Linked DNA regions of Homo sapiens: all the other regions are linked to region 1. Evidence: chromatin contacts called from ENCODE Hi-C or POLR2A ChIA-PET data. All regions are on one chromosome and are shown on one strand. The core of a region is the stretch at or near the end of the contact, and the rest is flanking DNA. Distances in the headings are between cores, read along the strand shown. Region 1 holds the start of R3HCC1L (R3H domain and coiled-coil containing 1 like). Region 2 holds the start of CFAP58-DT (CFAP58 divergent transcript). Region 3 holds the start of KIF11 (kinesin family member 11).

Region 1 (3,671 bases), core at 835-3,334:
CTCAAGTAATCCTCCCACCTCAGCCTCCCCAGTTGCTGGGATTACAGGCATGAGCCACCACAGTGGGCCTCCTCGGGAATTTTTTAAAAAATGCCCATGTCCACCTACCCTACAGTAAGATTTCCTATAAATCTTCTTTCACTGAACCTCCCAACCACAATACTGGATTCTGATTGCCTGGTGAGTTTTTCCTGCCCACTGCACAGACAAAACCAATTCACTGAGACCATGGCAGAGCAGTAAAGAATTTAATTGATGACAGAGTTATCTTAAATCAAACTCCCTGAAGGTTCAGAGGTTAGGGTTTTTATGGACATTTTGGTGGGCAGGGGGCTAGGGAATGGGTGCTGCTGATGGGTTGGGAATGAAATCATAGGGGTGTGGAAAACAGTCCTCATGCTCTGAGTCCACCTCTGGGTGGGGCCACAGGAGCAGCTGAGTCATGAGTTAGGAGTCCTGAAGAAGGAACAGATTCAAGGAGTACTTGGGAGATAGTGAGAGAAGAAAGAGACCCTCTCATATTGTTTTATATTGTTTTATACTCAGTACCTGTTTTAAGAAAAAAAACAAGGAAGTGAAACCAAAGGCAGGCAGCCCAGCACCAGGCACCAGACCCAAAACCAGACCTGAAACCAGGCCTGGGCCTGCCTGGCCTAAACCTAGTAGTTAAAAATCAACTCATGACTTAGCATAGATTCCAGGCATTGTATGGAAGAACATTGTACTCTGTTCTGTTTCACTCTGACTACCACTGCATGAAGCCCCTGTCACATACACCCCAGATTGCTCAATCAATCACGACCCTTTCATGTGAAATCTTTAGTGTGGTGAGCCCTTAAAAGGGACAGAAATTGTGCACTCGGGGAGCTTGGATTTTAGGACAGTAGCTTGCCGATGCTCCCAGCTGAATAAAGCCCTTCGTTCTACAACTTGGTGTCTGAGAGGTTTTGTCTGCGGCTCGTCCTGCTACAATAGAATCTCCAAGATTTGGTGACCATTTGAATATTGGAGGAAGAGGAAGTGAGAAAGGAGGAATCAGGTTAAAGAGTGAATATTAATGAGTAGGGAGGAGGGGTAGTAGTTTACTTTTCTTTTTTTGGGGGACGGAGTCTCCCTGTGTTGCCCAGGCTGGAGTGCAGTGGTGCAATTTTGGCTTACTGCAACCTCCGCCTCCCGGGTTCAAGCGATTCTCCTTCAAGCAATTCTCCTGCCTCGGCCTCCTGGGTAGCTGGGATTACAGGTGCCCACCACCACGCACAGCTAATTTCTGTACTTTTAGTAGAGACAGGGTTTCACCATGTTGGTCAGGCTGGTCTCGAACTCCTGACCGCAGGTGATCCACCTGCCTTGGCCTCCCAAAGTGCTGGGATTACAGGCATGAGCCACTGTTCCTGGCCCCAGTAGTTCACTTTTCAAGGACACTGGAGATGCCTGTGGGCATGGATGAGGAGAGGTCTTGTCTAGGAAGTTGGGAATACAAACAATGAGCTCAGGTGAGAAGGGACTGGAGTGTCCCCTCTCCCACCCCAATTTTAAGAACTCTGGAAAACACCAATATTTTAGAGGTAAGTTAGAGGAAACAAAGTAGAATGAATTCAGAGAAGGAAAACCTGGATAGTGTCATAGAAAATAAGTGATAATGCCCAATAGCGTCAAATGACTAAAGCTTGAGTTAGATGAGTCCGGAAATACCTCCAATGAGTTTGGCAACAAGGACACTTATGACAACAAGGCATTTTCCATGGGGGCGGAAGCTGCGATGAGGAGTGAACACAGATGAGCAAGTAGAGACAGTGTAGATTATCTTTTTCAAAAAACTTGGCTGTGAACGGAGGAAGTGAGATGGTATAATTGAGTGGAATGTAAGGAGATTTGCGCACGTATATAGCCGAGAGGAATGAGGAAGGGTTGAAGGGACAGGAGCAGAAATGCTCTCCGGCACTCGCCATTTTGCCAGCTTCTCCCCTACGTGACCTGAACTCAGTGGGCGCGGCCGGGCCTCGCGGAAACTACAACCCCCAGAAGGCCCCACGGCGTTGGGGGCGGAGCCGAGGCCTGACGCGCGCCCCAGCGGCGCGAGCGGAAGAGATAGAGCTTCGCGGAGACGGCGGAAGCGGAGAGCAACAGCGCGCCGGTAACAACCAGCCCCGTATCCCCTCCCTCTGTACCTCAAGCTAGGATTTTTAATCCCCACTTCTCCCTTCACAGCCCGGGACAAGACTTCCATTCCGTCGTTTGTTGCTGGTATTTTTTTTCCTCATGTGACGCGAGGGGCCGCCCCCTGCCTGGGGCGGAGGTTACTGGGAAGCTCCCGCCTTCTGACCCCTGCGGGCCCGCGGTTGAGAGGGACCCTCCCGGGGCTCTTTTGCACTCACTGGGGCTCGTGCTCGCTTTGGGCGCTCGCCCCAAATGATCCTGGCGGAAAGGACGTGCTTTTTCTGGGTTTCAACAGGTATTGAGCGGGGTCCCTGGTTACCCCCTCGGGGCTGCGGGGCCGTGGGCCCCCAGGGCTGCCGGCGGTTTCCGGGCTTCGCTTCGAGCCTCGCCTTTGAGCCTCCTCCGCTGCCCGGGAGCCCCGGGCTACGGGCTGGGAGTGAGCAATCTATAAAGGAGCATGTACTTCCTGCTTTTTCTTGGCAGGCCTGCGAAAAACCCCAAGTCCGATCTTTAAAGTTTGTGAGTGCAGCCCCCTCTCAGTTGTGTACGGGAAGGAGCACAGGATTTGGAGTCTGATATCCTGGGGGAAGTCTCAGTCCGCCACTTGGCTGGACCTGTGATCTTTTGTACAGTAGTCTGTTTAGCGCAGCCTCGGTTTCGTTGTCTGAAAAGTGGGGTTAATGTTCTTTGCCCTGCGGCCTTCCAGGGTTGTGGGCTTCAGCAGAAGTGATATTCCTGCGAAAGCTTTGAACTCTAAAGTATGTTTCGGGTATAACCTTGCCATCCCCCAGTCTCCAGTCTAGGTCAGTTGAGTTTTAAAACCAGGTTCATGTCTATACGAAGATCAAATTAGTTAATAAATAGGGGGAAAGTGTCTTTGGAAACGAATCTGAACCATACAGATGTTTTTATGCCAGGTTCCTAGTGAAGAGGTGACCTTAGGGCGTTACCACCTGTGGAGTCAATTTAAAACTTCATCTGGATTTTAAGGCCCACCAGAATTTAGACTCTTCTTCCTCAGCACACACAACTATCTCTTGCTGTTATAACCTTCCTTCAGTATCACACAGGTACAAGCATAAAGCAGTAAACGTTCCTCAGATATGGTTGTACTACAACTAATACCTGTCCCCAGCAGGTCTTGTGTCTTGTGTCACAGTTGAAATTCAGAATATAAATAGCCAAATATCCCATCTGTTTAATTTTTTTTGACATTAAGCTTTGAGACTAAGCAAGTTGCTTATTGTCTTATTTTTCCCCTTACAGAGAATGCTAATTCTGCAATCAGTTTTTTTTTTTTTTTTGGGTAGAATCAGGATTTCACTATGTCGCCCAGATTGGTCTAACTCCTGGGCTCAAATGATCCTCCCGCCTCGACCTCCCAAAGTGTTGGTATTACAGGCGTTTGACACTGTGCCCACTGTGCCCGACCTCTGCGATTAATTTTTAAAGGGGTAAGAAAGTGTAGTTAGGTATTTTTAGTCTGTGTTTATTCTGAATTTATTGATTGAAGA
Region 2 (3,671 bases), core at 837-3,336, 6.2 Mb after region 1:
CCTTGTGGTACTGACACATGAACAAACCAGAGAGCTCAGAACATACTCATGTCTATTTGGAAACTTCCCCAAACCAATTTGGAAAGAATGGATTGTTTGACATGGGTTGTTGGAAAATTTGCTCACCCCATGGAGAAAAATATAGTTAGATCCCTATCTCACACCATATGGGAAGGAGAACTCCAGATGGATTAGATAACTGAATGTAAAAAAGTAAAACTATGAAGCTAATGGATAGAAAAAAATGATGGGAGAATACCTTTATGACCGTGGGGTTAAGGAGGTCTAAATAATACCAAAAAACTATATAAAAAATATAGGGAAAAAAAGAGCTAAAGAGCCACAGTATCAAAGTTAAGGACTATTGTTCCCTTAAAGACATAAAGGCAGAGTTTCTAGTCTTCTAAAGCAGATTGATGTCCAGGCTTCTCAAAGATATCTGTAAATCAAAAGAAAAAGAAAAAAGATCAATAGAAAAATAGACACAGACACTGAAAAGGCAGTTCACAGAAGGGAATCTCAAGTAGCCTATGAATGTATAAAGAAATGGTCAAAAAATTCACTAGTAGTTAGAGAAGTGAAAATGAAAGCAAAAAATGAGCTTACACTACTTTCATCATATTGACAGAAATTAGAAAATTAGCTAATTAGATGAGTCAATATTTGCAAAGCACTTAGAATAGTATCTGGTATTTACTAAACACTTTATGAGTGTTTAATAAAAAAGACCTATCACCTTCTGGAAGGGATGGATGGAAGTGTTGGATGGAAACCCCACACTGGAGTGCAGCGTAGGGCAGTAACTCTGGTACACAATCTTAAAGTGCTTGGTAAGTACCCAGGGCTTGTACTAGGCTACTGGGCATCGTTGTGCTCTTGGAAAACTGTTCATCTGGCCAGATGAGTTTGAAAATATCACACCCTCTAGATAGTTACAGCCTTCTAGGTTCATGACTTGGCTGGCGTACAGAGATTTTGTGAGAATAAAAAGTGCACACCTTTCTCCAGTAGGGCACATGGCACGGGAAAGAGAGTAGAGACAGTTTTTCAGCCTCCATTGCCCCATGGCTGGATGTGTTTGTGCAGGACGCAGCTGCATAAGCAAATGTCCCTGTGCATCCCTATAACTTTAACAATCTTACTCCTTGGCATATATTTCAGAGGAATTTGCACAGAGGTCCTTAAGGGACCACGGACAAAGACGATCATGGCTGTATTACTTGATGTATTGGAGAATTAGAGGCGGCCTTGTTACCTAACACCTGGGGAATGGAAGTGAAGTGTGGTAGATGCCCCTTATGAAACGCTGTGCAGTACTCAGAAGCAATGAACTATATGCTTGCCAATCGCAACGAGGACAGATCCTTAAAAAGAATGTTGAGTGAAAAAAGTAGAAAATAAGATAATCTCCAAAGTCCAGTAGCATTATTTAAACATTTTTAAAAAATACACTGATAAAAATTTTGTACATTTCCCAAAAATACATATGGAAGCACAGCAGCATGAATGCCTATGGGGTTGAGGATAGGGGTTGGGAGTAGGGATGGGGATAAAGGGGGAAAATAAAACCAGAGAGGAGTCTTACACATTTCATGAACCAAGGAGTATAATTATTTCAACTATTTGTACCTGAAGTCCAGAAAGAGTGGAGGCAGAAGGGGGAGAAGAGGGCGAAGAAACGTTTTTGGGAGAGGGGTCCCAGAAGAGAGATTTTCGCGATGTGGCGCTACATACGTTTTTCCAGGATGCCTTAAGCTCTGCACCCTATTTTTCTCATCACTAATATTAGATTAAACCCTTTGAAGACAGCGTCTGTGGTTTCTCTACTTCAGCTTTCCCTCCGTGTCTTGCACACAGTAGCTGTTTTACAAGGGTTGAACTGACTGAAGTGAGATTATTCCTCGTTGTCTCGGAAGGCAGAGTGTAGCCGCCAGTCCTTCCCTCATCCGGAACCTTCTGGTCCACATTTCCTTCCAAGCGTTAGTCCTCGGCTCTCCATGCTTGGCTCCCTAGTGTCACACACCGTCCTTTCTGGGTGGCCTCTTCCAATTCGCCCTCTTCTTTCTCCTGGGTGTCTCCATCTGCCCACACCGTGGGACTCCTCCCAGCCTCTCAGGGGCACCGCCCCCTCACTTCCTTGGCTCCGCCCCATTGGGATATATTTGCATATTTCTCTGAGGAACCCTGCCCAGGTGCCAGCCGCAGAAGCTCCTCCCCTTTCGAATTCCCGCTAGCGCCCCTAGAGGGCGTGTCCGTTGCCAGGCGACGGGCCGACGCGCCGAGCGCGGGTTTCCGCTCGGGGCGGGCGATAGAGACAGCGCGTCGCGCCTTTAGCTTCTTTCCCAGACTCCGGCCCAGCTCCTGCGATCTCCACAGCAGCCTCTGAGGCCGCCCCCAGAGAGCATCAGGATGGCTGAGGTCAGGAGTCAGCGCCCCTCTGTCGCCTTTCCCTTGACCCCTCCCCATTGTCCCTCTCCTACTGACGATTGTCACAAACGGTGATTCCAATATTTCCCCCCATCAACATCTTATTCCCCTGCACCCTCACTCACTCCCGCGCCTTTCTCCGTTGGCTCTGGCCTCTTTACCTCCTGTTTCTCCTTCATTTGTGTGGACACCCCACTATCCCCACTGTGGCATCGGCGCTATGCTAAGTGCGGTAGAAAATTAATGAATTCTGAAATCCACACGTGACATGCACCCAGCCCTAGATTTTTAGTCATGGAGTGATACCATAAGAGAGGCTCACACAGAAATATTGGAGATGTCTTATCTCACAGGGGAAACCGGGAAGAAAGCTTCACAGATGCCTGCTGTCATCCCAATCAATGGCCCTTGTCCACCTGTCACACCCTGATTTCCTAACATGTGATCACCTGCTGTCACACAGCTTCATTAAGGCTCTTCTGCCCATCACCTCTGCCCCGTGTGTTCATTGACTCCTGTGTTAACATCTCGTATCACCCCACCACTCCCCCATATTACAGTACACCCCATTTTCAGCCTCTCCAATGAGGGGTTATTTCTGCAACCCTTCAGTGACTCCCTGCCTGCCCCTTAGCCCCCTCACGTATAACCTCAAGAGCCTCGGGTCCCTGTCATTACTTGCCATTCACAGTCCCCATCCACTATGGCCCTACCCAAATCCTTCATGGCCCCATCAGAGCCCTTCCCCCATCACCCATCCCACGGTCTGTTCCAGCCAGGACCAGCTACATGATTTGCAAGGCCTGATGCAAAGTGAAAACACAAAGTCTCTTCAAAAATTACAAATAATTTTAAGACAGAACAGCAGAGCATTCAACCAAGAATGGGGCCTTTCTGAGCAAGGGGCCCTGTGCAACTGACCAGTTTTCACTCCCATGAAGCCAGCCCAAGCCCCATCATCTTTCAGCACCATCGTGCTCCACCCCCTCCCCACCCCATTCTAGTTACTCTCTTGCTTCCTCTGCACCATTCACATCCCCTCATCATTGCTTTTCCTCCATCTCCAGTCTAGCTTTATAAATTCCGTCTTCCCGTGGTCAACACCTCCTTCCTTTCCTTATCATACGATCTCTTTCATATCATCCATCTTCCTCACGCCTGGGCTCCATCACTCACATCTCTCTCTGACATCCATGCTGCTGTGGCCACTTCACTTCTCCCCATTACCCATAGTCATTTGTATC
Region 3 (3,671 bases), core at 653-3,152, 5.5 Mb before region 1:
CTCACATTCCTTTCCTTATTTGAAGGGACTAACTTTTTAGCTCATTACAGACACCCCTTCCCCTTTCCTGTCCGCTTTCTTTTAAGTACCCACCTTAGCTAAAAAAAATCAAATGTTTAGCCAACCGGGATTAGTTTAGATTATACGACCCGACCCCAGCCAATGGGAAAAAGATACAGGGGCAGGACTTGCGTCAAAAATAGACTCCTGCCCCTTTGTTCAGGTGTGCTCTCAAGGCGACTGGCCAAAAAGGCACCCCTCTGCGCAAAAATAAAATTGCTTTGCTAAAAATCCTTTGTTCAAGTGTTCAATTTCCTTAAGATTTTAAAAGTTATTCATAACAATAGGCTCCTGTTTCAGTATTTCCTGGTGCGGCGTACCACACCTACAGCGGTCGAGTCACGCCAGGCACTGCCAAGACGCCGAAAAGTTCTCCCGCAGCAGGCCGGAGGTGACCGACGGCGCGCAGGCCCCAGCGAGCGCTGCATGCTGGGATCCGTAGGCCGGGGCGGCGGATGTTTGCGCAGCTTCCTTGAGATGCCACCGCCCGCTGCGCCGCGCAGAAACGGGGAGCGCAGCGCACCCGCGGCCTGCGTCACTCGGTCAGTGCAGTCGTTCTAAAATCGAGGCGGACCCTGCTTTCTTGCCTGGAGTCACTTAGAGATGATGACTAAAGGATAAATTCAGAGTCCTCCAAATGGCGTCCAGTGTCCATTTCATCACGATTTGGAACCTGTAGTAGCCTTATCGCTTAACACTTCCTAATTATTATTATTATTATTTTCTTTTTGAGAAAGGGCATTGCTCTGTCGCCTATGCTGGAGTAATCCAGCGACATAATCCCGGCTCACTGCAGCCTCTATCTCCCGTGTTCAGCGATCCTTCTTCCTCAGCATCCCGAGTAGATGGGACCAAAAGGCACGCATCACCACACCAGGCTATTTTTTCCCCTCTATTTTTTGTTGAGACCCGTTGGGAGGCGCGGGGAGGGGGGTCTCCCTATGTCGCCCAGACTGGTCTCAAACTCCTGGAACTTAAGTTATCGTCCTACCTCGGCCCGTTAAAGTGTTGGGATTACAGGCCTGAGCCACCGGGCCCCAACATTAATTATTCTTCAAGCCTATTCTGGACCGGGCGCGGTGGCTCACGCCTGTAATCCCAGCACTTTGGGAGGCCGAGGCGGGTGGATCATCTGAGGTCAGGAGTTCGAGACCAGCCTGGCCAACATGGTGAAACCACATCTCTACTGAAAATACAAATATTAGCCGGGCGTGGTGGCACGCACCTGTAATCCCAGCTACTCGGGGGCTGAAGCAGCAGAATCGCTTGAACCTGCGAGGCGGAGGTTGCAATGAGCCGAGATCGCGCCACTGCACTCCAGCCTGGGTGACAAGAGCAAGACTCCGTCTCTCACACACACACACACACACACACACACACAAAGACTATTCTGGTCTCTGCCTCCGGGATGGCGGCTCGCTTTGGACCTCTCTTCTGTGCTTCTACTGCCCTCTCTTACAATTCTCTAATAATTATAATCATGGCGAGTGCTTACCATATATTCCAATCTATTTACTTCCACAAGCTCATTAATTCTCACCCTAACCCTCTGAGATGGTTACTATTATTTCCTCTCTGCAGCTGAGGGAATTTTGGGCTAGGGACGTTATGTAAGTTGAGCCACGCTACGCTAAAAGTTCCACACTCAATTCTAGCGTCTCGGCTCTGGACTACCAAGTTCCGGAGCAAGCAGACAGACCACCTCTTTACGTTCCCGTAGGCCACGCTCCGGGGGCGGGGCTCCAGTGAGGATACTGCATCCCATGGTGCCTTGCGCGCCAGCGCAGCCATTGGTCCGGCTACTCTGTCTCTTTTTCAAATTGAGGCGCCGAGTCGTTGCTTAGTTTCTGGGGATTCGGGCGGAGACGAGATTAGTGATTTGGCGGCTCCGACTGGCGCGGGACAAACGCCACGGCCAGAGTACCGGGTAGAGAGCGGGGACGCCGACCTGCGTGCGTCGGTCCTCCAGGCCACGCCAGCGCCCGAGAGGGACCAGGGAGACTCCGGCCCCTGTCGGCCGCCAAGCCCCTCCGCCCCTCACAGCGCCCAGGTCCGCGGCCGGGCCTTGATTTTTTGGCGGGGACCGTCATGGCGTCGCAGCCAAATTCGTCTGCGAAGAAGAAAGAGGAGAAGGGGAAGAACATCCAGGTGGTGGTGAGATGCAGGTAGGGAGAGGGCTGACAGGATTCCGAGCGCTGCGGCTTCGCTGCTGGGCCCCCTACTGCGCGGTCCAGGGAGAGGGATTTTATTTGCATTTCCTGAGGGTCCCAGTTTCTTGGTTCTCCGCGTTCTGTTCAATAAAAATGACACCCGGTTGCTGTGTGTATGTGGTTTTTAGGAGAAAATAACATGTTTGATTTGATCACTGTTCCATACTGAAAAGTGCGTTCTTATGTTTAAACTATAGTCAATAAAGATGTAGGTGTCACTTTTATATGCTACTTCATGTAGTTTGTCAGTTTGGAAGTAAGACTGAATACCTATTTTGCAGATGGTTAAGCACTTACGTTGGTATTATTACCTCTAAAAAGCAATCAATCACTGTTCTCTTTATTCTAGATGCAATATTTTCTGCATCCCTACTAAACAAGTAAACATCTCTGTCTTTAAACATTAAAAATTAATAAAGTGAGTTTATGTTTTTTAAAAGATCAAGACAAGTTAAGCTAGTGTAAATTTCTGATTGTGCTGCAGTTTTCCCTTTCATCTGCGTGTTTGTTCATAGACCAAACTAAACGGATATTTCGAGATAAAGGGATGTGGAGGGGTGTTCGGCCCTCCCCTGACTGGTTTCCAAATAACTTCCCAATTTTAAAATAAGCTAGAAACTGCTGCTTAGTTAGAATTGATTTATTCAACTTTTTAGAGGCTCTCCACAGTTTACTGAGTATGTGTGTTTTGTGTGTCCGTTTTTGTGGCTGTTAACAGTTGCTGTTGCAACTTTTCTGTAAACCCCAAAGTATTCTAAAATTAAAAGGTTATTTTTTAGAAAAACTTGTATCAACAAACTTTCTTAGGCTATTGTTTACTCAGCCCTGGTAACTTGAATTGTGGATATCGAAGGTGATGACTAGGTTTCTAAACAAGGTGTCAGAGAGGAAATTGGGTGGCAATCTTAAGTCTAGCCAGTGACACTTACTAGTTGTTGTACTCTGGGGCTTCTGTTAGTAGTTAGTTGTTTGAAGATTTTTATTTAAAAATGCAGTGCATATAACAAGTGCAAATTTTAAAATTATTTTGGTTGTTTAATAAAACCAGGCAATATTACCTTTTCCGTATGCATTTATTTAATTTCTTTTTTAATGTTAGTTACAAAATATTTCAGACTTACAAAAAGTTATTAAGAACAATGTAATAAACATTTGTATATTCATCACCCAGATTAAGAAACAAAACAATCATTGCTGGAGCCCCCCTTTTCCCTCTCCATCCCTTTTCCTCCAGCCACTGTTAACCATTATCTTGAACTTGATGTTTATGATCCGTATACATTTCAAGTCTTAGAAGAGATTTACTTTATCACCAATGAATAGAATAGTTCTTTGCTTGTGTCTAATATTTACAATAATTTTTGTGTAAAGAGATTTTTTTTTTCAGATTAGCCTTTTTCT

Evidence for each region. Hi-C counts contacts between places; a loop is a spot of excess contacts on that map. ChIA-PET counts read pairs that join two places held with the same protein, here RNA polymerase II (POLR2A). Pooled maps may share reads with other maps.
Region 2: a loop to region 1 is called in a map of CD4-positive, alpha-beta memory T cell, with 17 times the contacts of the local background. The contact joins the promoter of CFAP58-DT here to the promoter of R3HCC1L in region 1. A Hi-C loop is called at or near these places in 1 of 168 maps with a recorded cell type or tissue (CD4-positive, alpha-beta memory T cell). POLR2A ChIA-PET finds 5 or more read pairs at or near these places in 1 of 52 experiments (activated T-cell).
Region 3: a loop to region 1 is called in a map of CD4-positive, alpha-beta T cell, with 13 times the contacts of the local background. The contact joins the promoter of KIF11 here to the promoter of R3HCC1L in region 1. A Hi-C loop is called at or near these places in 2 of 168 maps with a recorded cell type or tissue (CD4-positive, alpha-beta T cell and CD8-positive, alpha-beta T cell) and 8 of 50 pooled maps.

What each region holds. Positions count from the first base shown.
Region 1 is chr10:98,132,573-98,136,243 of GRCh38, forward strand. It overlaps R3HCC1L (R3H domain and coiled-coil containing 1 like), which reads left to right and starts at 2,085. Exons shown (of 10, transcript NM_001351015.2): 1 at 2,085-2,134. RefSeq lists enhancers at 2,512-3,301, 2,644-2,783.
Region 2 is chr10:104,351,489-104,355,159 of GRCh38, forward strand. It overlaps CFAP58-DT (CFAP58 divergent transcript), which reads right to left and starts at 2,087. Exons shown (of 2, transcript NR_108036.1): 1 at 1,630-2,087; 2 at 1-439. It overlaps CFAP58 (cilia and flagella associated protein 58), which reads left to right and starts at 2,345. Exons shown (of 18, transcript NM_001008723.2): 1 at 2,345-2,418. The coding sequence starts at 2,410. RefSeq lists enhancers at 558-607, 628-737, 2,015-2,074.
Region 3 is chr10:92,591,228-92,594,898 of GRCh38, forward strand. KIF11 (kinesin family member 11) reads left to right here and starts at 1,903. Exons shown (of 22, transcript NM_004523.4): 1 at 1,903-2,225. The coding sequence starts at 2,149. RefSeq lists enhancers at 618-707, 1,518-1,707, 1,738-1,787, 1,889-2,640 and silencers at 2,108-2,157, 2,238-2,307.